Regions from separate parts of the Homo sapiens genome. Here region 2 is linked to region 1. A link is an interaction called in ENCODE POLR2A ChIA-PET data of the cell type or tissue named here. Cell type or tissue: B cell. All regions are shown on one strand. Region 1 overlaps FAM117B (family with sequence similarity 117 member B). Region 2 overlaps FAM117B (family with sequence similarity 117 member B).

What was found. ChIA-PET counts read pairs that join two places held together with the same protein. Peaks named below come from ENCODE experiments on the same cell type or tissue, not always from the same donor. Only the 100,000 strongest peaks of a DNase experiment are listed, where the experiment ranks them.
Region 2: POLR2A ChIA-PET joins it to region 1 with 5 read pairs; 6 of 35 experiments call an interaction of 5 or more read pairs at or near these places.

The regions. Positions count from the first base shown.
Region 1 is chr2:202,664,128-202,669,127 of GRCh38, forward strand. All of the region lies in intron 1 of FAM117B (family with sequence similarity 117 member B), which reads left to right. Among named protein-coding and RNA genes, the nearest start is that of FAM117B, 32 kb to the left of the region's middle. RefSeq lists an enhancer at 2,302-2,381. In B cell, no CTCF peak of the experiment used is centred here; a DNase peak (open chromatin) is centred at 2,464; H3K4me3 peaks cover 2,066 bases; H3K27ac peaks cover 4,068 bases.
Region 2 is chr2:202,722,650-202,727,649 of GRCh38, forward strand. FAM117B (family with sequence similarity 117 member B) reads left to right here. Exons shown (of 8, transcript NM_173511.4): 3 at 2,268-2,360; 4 at 3,601-3,714. Among named protein-coding and RNA genes, the nearest start is that of FAM117B, 90 kb to the left of the region's middle. In B cell, no CTCF peak of the experiment used is centred here; no DNase peak of the experiment used is centred here.

The sequences.
Region 1 (5,000 bases):
TTCACAAATAATAACTAATTATCCCATGATATCCCTCTTTAAGGGTGAGTGTCATTAGCTCCTGATGATTTGAGTACATTTAATTAGATATCTTTTCTGAAGTTATATTTAACTGAAAGAATATATTGACTCCAGAGGTTTTAAGCTGTTCTTTTCACTGCCATTTGTGTATATGGTAGGAAAAATGATAAAAATATTTGAAAGAATTAGCTTGGCAACATAGTAGAATAGCCTGGAATGTCTGAGAACTGCTCAGTGATTTGTGTGGCTAATAGTGCTAGGTAGAAGGCTTAGATTAGTCTTAGAATTGGCACAAGACGAGAATGAGACAACTGAGGCATTGGCCCTGGATACATGTTTTTGGTGTCTGCCAGAAAGCTTGGTAATTGAGATAAATAATATTTAAATAAAATGCTTCAAAATAAAAATTAATTTAACACAATTCAAAGAACTAATTATGAAAATTTTAAAGATAGGGTCCAACAGGGCAAAGATTAAGAGTCATGCAAGTACATGATTGAGTCCTGTTTAAAATTTTGATAGTTCGTTATCATGCATGACTTACCTTGAGTAATTTATCTATCTAGTAAGTTATTTTGCCCTCAGAACACGTGCCTCATTTGCCTTACCGTAGTAGTTTTGGCCTCGCTTATAAGAAGTCAGTCTGAAGGAATTACGGGTTTCTCTGTGGGTCAGTGTATTAGTTTTCTATTGATATGTGATAGATTGCCCCAAATATAGCAGCTTAAAACAATATCCGTTTATTATTTCACAGTTCTGTAGGTTGAAAGTTGGGGCGGGGAGGAGGCTCCACTGTGTTTTCTGCTCAGGGTCTCAAAAGCCAATATCAAGATCAAGCTGGGTTTGGCTTTTATCTGGAGACTTTGGTGGGGAAGAAGGTGCTTCCAAACTCATTCATGGAGTTGACAGAATCCAGTTCCTTGAGGTGATAGGACTGAGATGACTGCATTGTCGTGGACTGTTAGCTTTAGGGGTCACTCTCAGCTCTGAGGCGGCTCTCATATCTTTTCCACATGACCCTCTCAATTTTCTTTTTTCTTTTTTTTTTTTTGAGACAGAGTTTCGTATGCTGCCCAGCTGGAGTGCAGTGGTGTGATCTAAGCTTACTGCAACCTCTGCCTCCTGGGCTCAAGTGATCCTCCCACCTCAGCCTCCCAAAGTGCTGGGGTTATAGTTGGCCAACCCTCTCAATTTTCAAAGCCAGCAGTGGAATATCTCTCATATAGAATCTTTTTTACTTGCTCTTCTGCAGCCAGCCAAAGAAAACTTTCTATTTTTAAAGGGCACTTGTGATTAGATTGGGCCCTCCTGGATAATCTCCCCATTAATAACTCACTACTAACTGATTAGCAACCTTAATTTCATCTACAGAATCTCTCTTGGCACATGATGTAATCGTGGATGTGATATCTCGTTGTGTTTTCAGTCCTGGGGATTAGGACAGGAAATCCTCTTTTTGTTGTTGTTGTTGAGACAGAGTCTCACTCTATCACCCAGGCTGGAGTGCAGTGGTGCAATCTCGGCTCACTGCAACTTCTGCCTCCCAGATTCAAGCAATTCTCCTGCCTCAGCCTCCTGAGTAGCTGGGACTACAGGTGCATGCCACCATGCCTGGCTAATTTTTGTATTTTTAGTAGAGACAGGGTTTCACCATGTTGACCAGGCCGGTCTCGAACTCCTGACCTCGGGTGTTCTGCCTGCCTTGGCCTCCCAAAGTGCTGGGATTACAGGCGTGAGCCATGGAAACTGGCAGGACAGGAAATCTTGGGAGACCATTTTAAAATTCTGCCTACTGTAGTCAGCTAAGAAACTAATACAAACCATTCATCCTACTCACTGGTAGTGACTTATTGATATAAATATTACAAACACAAACAAATAGCTATAAATATGTATTATGGCAACATTTGTTATGACTAAAATTTGACAGAAGAAAACATTCATTCTGCAATTTGTGTCTGCATAGTTTGCTTAAATTGGGAATGGTATTGTTACAAAGCAAACCTTTTGATGATAGAGACTTTGTTGAGAAAATCTGATATAGTCAAAAGCAGATTGGGTCTTTATTATAAACTTTACATTAAAAACAATTGAAACGGAAGTTATGTTAGCAAAATAAACATGAAAATTGAAAAAAAATAGAAACAGTTTACCTATGGTTTTCAGAAAACTAATTTAAAAAATGTTGACTCATTGAAGTTTGCATTGGAAAAATACTTTGGTAAAATGTTTATTGGTGTTACACGTTCACAAACGCACACACATATGTACCATATGTACAGTCATAATTCTAGGTGAGGATGGCAGACAGAAGGCTTGAAGAGTCAGAGAAGTTCAGCCAGCCACATTTTTTTTTAAATTGTATCTGAGCATGTACTATGTATGTTTATATTTTGACACTGCTAGCTGGGTTTTCACTGGTGGGTGGGATGTGGGGGTATGTTACAGACAACTTTCACTTTCTACTGTATTCACTTCTGGTTTTTGACTATTTTGAAATAACATGTTTCGTTTCATTTCTTTTTTTTTTTTTTTTTTGAGACAGAGTCTCGCTCTGCTGCCCAGGCCAGAGTGCAGTGGCGCGATCTTGGCTCACTGCAACCTCTGCCTCCCGGGTTCAAGTGATTCTCCTGCCTCAGCCCGCTGAGTAGCTGGGACAGCTAATTTTTTGTAGTTTTAGTAGAGATAGGGTTTCACCGTGTTAGCCAGGATGGTCTCGATCTCCTGACCTCGTGATCCACCTGCCTCGGCCTCCCAAAGTGCTGGGAGTACAGGTGTGAGCCACCACGCCCGGCCAGTATGTTTCATTTCTATAATAAAAATGCAGATCGAAAATCTGTGTTGTAGCAGTGATTTAAAATAAAGTGAAATGATTTTTAAAGAGTTTAAAAATAGAGTAAAAATGTCGTAAAAACTGGGACTTGCTCCAGGCCTCTATTTGAGTTACTTTAGTAAATTTTTCTTTTTTTTGAGATGGAGTCTTGCTTTGTCGCCCAGGCTGGAGTGCAGTGGTGCGATCTTGGCTCACTGCAACCTCCGCCTCCTGGGTTCAAGCAGTTCTCCTGCCTCACCCTTCCGAGTAGCTGAGACTACAGGCACGTGCCACCATACCTGGCTAATTATCATATTTTTAATAGAGACGGGGTTTCACCATGTTGGCTAGGCTGGTCTCGAACACCTGACCTCAAGTGATCCACCCGCCTCGGCCTCCCAAAGTGGTGGGATTATTAGCATGAGCCACCACGCCCGGCCTAAGTATTTCTTTTTGAGGCAGCTTAAAGAAAAAAAGCTTTGTGTATGTGTGTCTGTGTGTCTGTGTGTGTGTGTCTGTGTTTGTGTGTGCGTGCGCGCGCATGTGCTGTCTCTTTTTCCATAGAAATAATATTGCTCTGTTCTTGAATCCAATTATTACAATGAAGGTGATAATTATGTAGAGAGGAATAACTGTGTCAAGGTATTCCTGAATGGTACTGGTGTTATGTTTTAGACCAATCTCAAGATAAACCTTAGCCATTTGGCCCCACTAGATAGTGTAGGGATCTAAACTAAACTAGATAACCTAAGTTAAATTACCTATTTCTACTCAAGTTGAAGTAGTATGCTGGCTATATTTTTTTCTGCTAGGTTTCAGTCTTTGGAGGCCTTTGGGATATTGACAGATGAGGAGATAATTGATAAGTAGTGAAGTGGACAGCTAGCATGGCTGAACCACAGAAAAGAGTAGTGGATTGAGGTTATAGGGTGATAATAGTGAGGATAGTAGTAGAGTAGTATTAGAAGTAAAATCACTGTTCCCAGGCATGGTGGCTCATGCCTGTAATTCTAGCACTTTGGGAGGCCCAGATGGGAAGATTGCTTGAGGCCAGGAGTTTGCTTAGGCAACACAGTAAGGCTCCATCTTTAAAATATATATATATTGTAAATATATATCATATATTTTATAAAAATATATTTATATAAAAAATATTTTTATAAAATATATATTTTATAAAAATATATAAATATATAATTATATAATACATACATATTATATTATATAATATATATTTATATATTTTTATATAATATACAATATAATATATATTAATATTTATATATTTAGATACATATATAAAGATATAAAAATATTTATATATTAAATGCGGTGGCATGCACCTGTAGTCCTAGCTACTTGGGAGGCTGAGGTGGGAGGATGGCTTGAGCCCTGGAGTTAGAAGGTACAGTGAACTCTGATCTGGGCATAGTGGCGGGTGCCTGTAATCCCAGCTACTTCGGAGGCTGAGGCAGGAGAATTGCGTAAACCTGAGAAGTGGAGGTTGCAGTGAGCTGAGATCACGCCACTGCACTCCAGACTGTGTGACAGAGCGAGACTCTCTCTCAAAAAAAAAAAAAAAAAAAGAAAAAGAAGGTATAGTGAACTCTGATTGTGTCACTGTACTCTAGCCTGGGCTACAGAGTGAGATCTTGTTCCTAATAAATAAATAAATAAATAAATAAATAAATAAAATAAAAGAACATTTTCTAAAGTGTGGTATAGGATGGTAGATTTTGGGTCAAGTTTTATTTTCTGTATCAGCAAAGAAAAAGGAAAGAAAGTAATATTTGAATGCATGTCTCATGCATTAAATATATGCCTCTAAGGGCTGTGTTTATTTCCATTTCATAAATGAGAATACTCAGTCCAAGAGAACTAAGTAATTTAATGTTTCAGAGAATTTCTAAATGTGGGATTTCAACTCATGTCTGCTTCGTTTTGGGGACCATGTTTTTAAAGTCTTCTCACAGTGTTATATATAATATAATTTAGTCAACATTAAACCTATTACGAATAGGTATCCTACCAAGTTGGATAATTTGAAAGAACACCAAAATAAGGAATAATATATGCCAAAAGTTCCTCCCTTCTTGCAGAAGGGTTCAGACAGTTTCTGGTTGAAGCAGAGATTAAATACATTGATAAATCAATAGACAGAGTGATC
Region 2 (5,000 bases), 59 kb after region 1:
AGCAGATTCTGGGGCCTTCTAGAGGGTGGAGGGTGGGAGGAGGGAGAGGATCAGGGAAAATAGCTAATGAGTACTAGGCTTAGTACCTGGGTGACGAAATAATCTGTACAACAAACCCCCATGACACGAGTTTACCTGTTTACCTATGTAACCAGTACATGTACCCTTGAACTTAAAAATTAAAAAAAAAAAATTCATTTGTTAAGGTTTTAAATTTTATAGTATTAAGTTTATTATTTTGATTTTGGTTTTTGATTTTGATACTTTATGCTATATGGTCCTATTTACATGTTGATCTTTGTGACAGGTATTTTAACAATGGACTTAAAGAGCCTGTGGATCCTAATATGAGAAATTATAAGTACAGTAGGGGTCACCTCTGGGATGTGTGACATCAGTTGGTAACCTCAAAGTGAAACTGGAGTTTAGGGTGAAATAGGGCATAGAGTGGTGGGAAGTTGACCAAATTGTAGCCCTTCCTTTTGATTCAGTGTATTTAAGGATCCTTGTCAGAATGGAGTCCTTTTGGCTATAAGGAGAAGATCCAGACCTGGGACATGACTAATTAGAATCACAGTGTCTTCATTTTTGAAAACTTTTCCTTCCCCATTTGAAACTAGACCATTTTATAATTAGTAATTGGTACGTTAATAGTGCAAAAGATATTCAAACTGCACAGTATTTTTTGGTATTTTTTATTATTTCATGTACAAAATTCAGAAGGTACAGAAGGGTATACACTAAGGGTCTTTTTCCCCAGAGACAGCCACTGGTACCAATTTTCTTTGTTACCATCTATTTTCTTCCAGATATAATTTACACACACATGCATTCTTTTTAGCAGTCCCATATAAAGGCAGTTGCTATACACACGGTACTGAGCCTTGAGGTTTTTCACTTAACAGTATATCATGGAGATTATTTCATGTCTGTATATTGTGAATTTCCTTATTCATTTTTATAGCTGCACAGTACTCTGTTATAAAGGTATACCATAATTTATTTAGCCAAACCTAAATAAATCTAACTTACTTACATTGTTTCAGTCTTACTTGTAAGAACAGTGCTACAGGGAATAATAGGCAAGTCATTTTGTACATAAAGATGTGCATTTGGTATCTGTGCAGGATAAATTGTTAAATAAGGGGTTGCTGTGTCAGTTTGCGCATTTATAACTTTGACAGCAGGTGCTGAATATCCCCCCATAAAGGCTGTATGCTCCCACTAACAATATAGGAGAGTTTATATTAGCAAATTGCTCAATCTTGTTGAAGCTTTAACTTTCATTTCCCTTCTTATCAGTGAGGTTGAGCATAGTTTCATGTGCTAGGAACTCATTTGTATTTTCTTTCCCAATACACTTTTTAAATTCTGGGTTTGGTATAACTACTTAAGGTTTAACTTTTTTTTTTTTTTTTTTTTTTTTGAGACGGAGCCTCCCTCTGTCATCCAGGCTGGAGTACGGTGGCACGATCTCGGCTCACTGCAATCTCCACCTCCCGGGTTCAAGCGATTCTCCTGCCTCAGCCTCCTGAGTAGCTGGGATTACAAGCACACGCTAATTTTTGTATTTTTAGTAGAGACAAGGTTTCACCATGCTGGTCAGGCTGTTCTCGAACTCCTGACCTCGTGGCCTGTCCGCCTTGGCCTCCCAAAGTGCTGGGATTACAGGCGTGAGCCACCGCGCCCAGCCAGGTTTAACATTTTTGAAGCTGTTCTCTGAAGATACTTATGGCAAGACTAGACATAATATAGAAGTTAATATTACAAGCTCTGGAGTCTCAGGTTTATTTCTTGGCTTTGCCGCTTGTAACACCTTAGGCAACTTACATGTGTTAAGTCAGATAAAGCATATGAAAGCACAGTGCCTAGCACATAAGAGCACAAGAATGTTAGCTATTATTAGTGTGCCTGGTGCGTGCTAATAATAACTGACATTATTAGCTATTATATGTTAGTTAACTATGGTAACTCTAGTTATTATATATAGTTAACTTTGTTCCATAAATGCTTTATTTGTAGTATAATTATAATTATGTAAAAATACTAATTTTTTATTAGCAATAAAAATGAAGTATGCCAAAATATTAATTGTAATTAATACCAGTTAAGTAACTGGTGCCAGGAGAATTTTGAGTAATTTGTGTTAATTATTTTTAATGTCTAATTTTTTTGTAATGGAAATATGTTTTATAATAGAAAAATATGGTAGACATTGTTGTGAAATGATTTTTGTTAAATACACCTCCCCTCTTTTTTCATTACAGACAGAGAGTGCATGGGCTGAAGAATACTCTGAAAAGAAGAAAGGGTCTCACAAGCGCTCAGCATCTTGGGGCAGTACAGATCAACTTAAGGAGGTCAGAAAAATGGTTCTAAGATAGTGGGTGTGGAAATATGATCCTTTTGTTGGCTATTTCCTTGATATTATGGGCAGCAAGGATTTGTCGTTTTCCATTGATTTCTTTTTTCTTTTTGGCTTCTGAAATAACAAAAACAATTATTGTGTTGATTTAATAAAGATTTCAATAGGGATATTTATATATCACTTACCTGATTATGTATGTTTGTCTTTTTTTAGGAGAATTCATACCTGTCTATTAACATCAGATTTAAAAATTGTAACAATACAACAAATTCACATTTATTCTTTTTTTTTTTTTTTTGGGGTGTGCATGTGTGTGTGTGAGACGGAGTCTCGCTCTGTTGCCCAGGCTGGAGTGCAGTGGTGCGATCTTGGCTCACTGCAGGCTCTGCCTCCCAGGCTCAAGCAATTCTCGTGCCTCAGCCTCCCAAGTACCTGGGACTGCAGGTGTATGCCATCATGGCCAGCTAATTTTTGTATTTTCAGTAGAGATGGGGTTTCATCATGTTGTCCAGGCTGGTCTCTAACTCCTGACCTCAAGCAGTCTGCCTGCCTTGGCCTCCCAAAGTGCTGGGATTACAGGCATGAGCCACCGCACCTGGCCACATTTATTATTTTTCTATATATGGTGGTGTTTCTGAAATGCAGTACTCACTATAACCATGATGGTTATGGCTCCATGCTATGATTACCATTTTCTGTGCTGCTAATTAGTGACATTTTCATTTCACACATAATGTAGAAATGCAAAAACTCGGTCAAAGAATAAATAAGATATTCATTGGAATTGCATTCGTTATTTAAAGATGATATCTGTGAATATATTTCATGACTTGAGTTGATTTTTAAATACTGTGTAATTTTTGGAACTGTTGAAAGCTAGGTGTTCAATAAATCTAAATTGAAATAAAAATTAACTTATGGTAAAGGCAATGAGAATGATTGTTATTTTTTTAATTCTTCGTGAAAACTGTAATGTAATTTATTCTAAGTGCTGAAAACTATTTGTGTAGTACTTGGGAAGCTCGAAGGCTGAGAACAATGTTGGAACATATACACATACATGCATGTGTAGATGTGTATAAAATTATGAACAAAAAATGAGACTTTGTGATATGGTTCAAAAATTCAAAGGACTTATTAAGGGTAAGTTTTACTGGTTCTTATTAAGCAAGGATGTGTTTTTGTTTCATGTAGAAAACACTCTGGTGTACTTGCTATTTTTGCTTTCTCAGATTGCAAAATTACGCCAGCAGTTGCAGAGAAGTAAACACAGCAGTCGGCATCATCGAGATAAAGAAAGACAGTCTCCATTTCATGGCAACCATGCAGCTATTAACCAGTGTCAGGTAAGAGTACCAATACCACAAAATCCAGAAAAGGAATTTGTTGTTTTTCTGGTGATTTGTTATTTCATTGGTAATTGTTTAGGACAAAAATGCTCAAAAACATATTTGAAACAGTGATTTAAATACTGAATCACAGTCTTTATAAGAAAACAGAATATTAAGTTGACAAAATGATATTTTCCTTTAGTGACCTAAGATACGACTTCTAGGAGACATAGCTACTTATCTATTTTGGTTTACCATATTTTTGGCTTTATCAGTTCAATATTTTGGAGGCAGAATGACACAGAGAATTAAGCATTGGGTATGGAACAGGCCCTGGCTGAATAACTTATCTTTTCTAAGTCTCAGTTTCCTCATGTGAAGATGGGAATAATAATACCTGTCTCGGGCGGGGAACATCACACACCAGGGCCTGTTGTGGGCTGGGGCGATGGGAGAGGGATAGCATTAGAAGAAATACCTAATGTAAATGATGAGTTAATGGGTACAGCAAACCAAAACGGCACATGGGTATGTATGTAACAAACCTGCATGTTGTGCACATGTACCCTAGAATTTAAAGTATAATTTAAAAAAATGTAAAAAAAAAAATAGCTGTCTCATAGAAGTCTTTTGATAGAGACAAACCTTTATCTGCTTTGATTTTTTAGTAGAACCCATGAACTGCTCTTGATGGCTCATCCATCCAAAGAACACTTTTTTTTACTGAATTGAAATTGGATGAGATCTCTTGGCAAGGAGAAAGCAAGTTCATTTCAGGTCTTTTCAGGATCTTTCAAGTTCCAGAATTGAAGCTTTGGGAATGAGGAAGGCTGGATTGAATTTTCCATGTTAACAGTAAGGCAGCAGGGCCTGGAAGGTAGAGGGAAACTAGAAGACTTAGTTCTGTGACTCTCAGGTTGTTTTATAATACTGGAGTTGGCAAACTGTGGCCCGGGAGCCAAGAATGTCCCACCATGTGTTTCTGTAAATAAGGTTTTATTAGAAAACAGTCACTCTCATTTTTTATGTATTGTCTATTGCTCCTTTTTGTGCCACAAAAATATACATTTGACTCTCTATATCTTCAGGTTTTGCATTTATGGATTCAACCAACCATGGATCAAACATATTTTTGGAAAAATAGAATAGAATATGTATAAATATAAATATATTTTAAAATATAATTAAAAGTACAAATAAAAATACAGTATGACAACTATTTACATAGTATTTACATTGTATTAGGTATTATAAGTAATCTGGAGATTATTTAAAATATACAGGAGGATGTTCCTAAATCA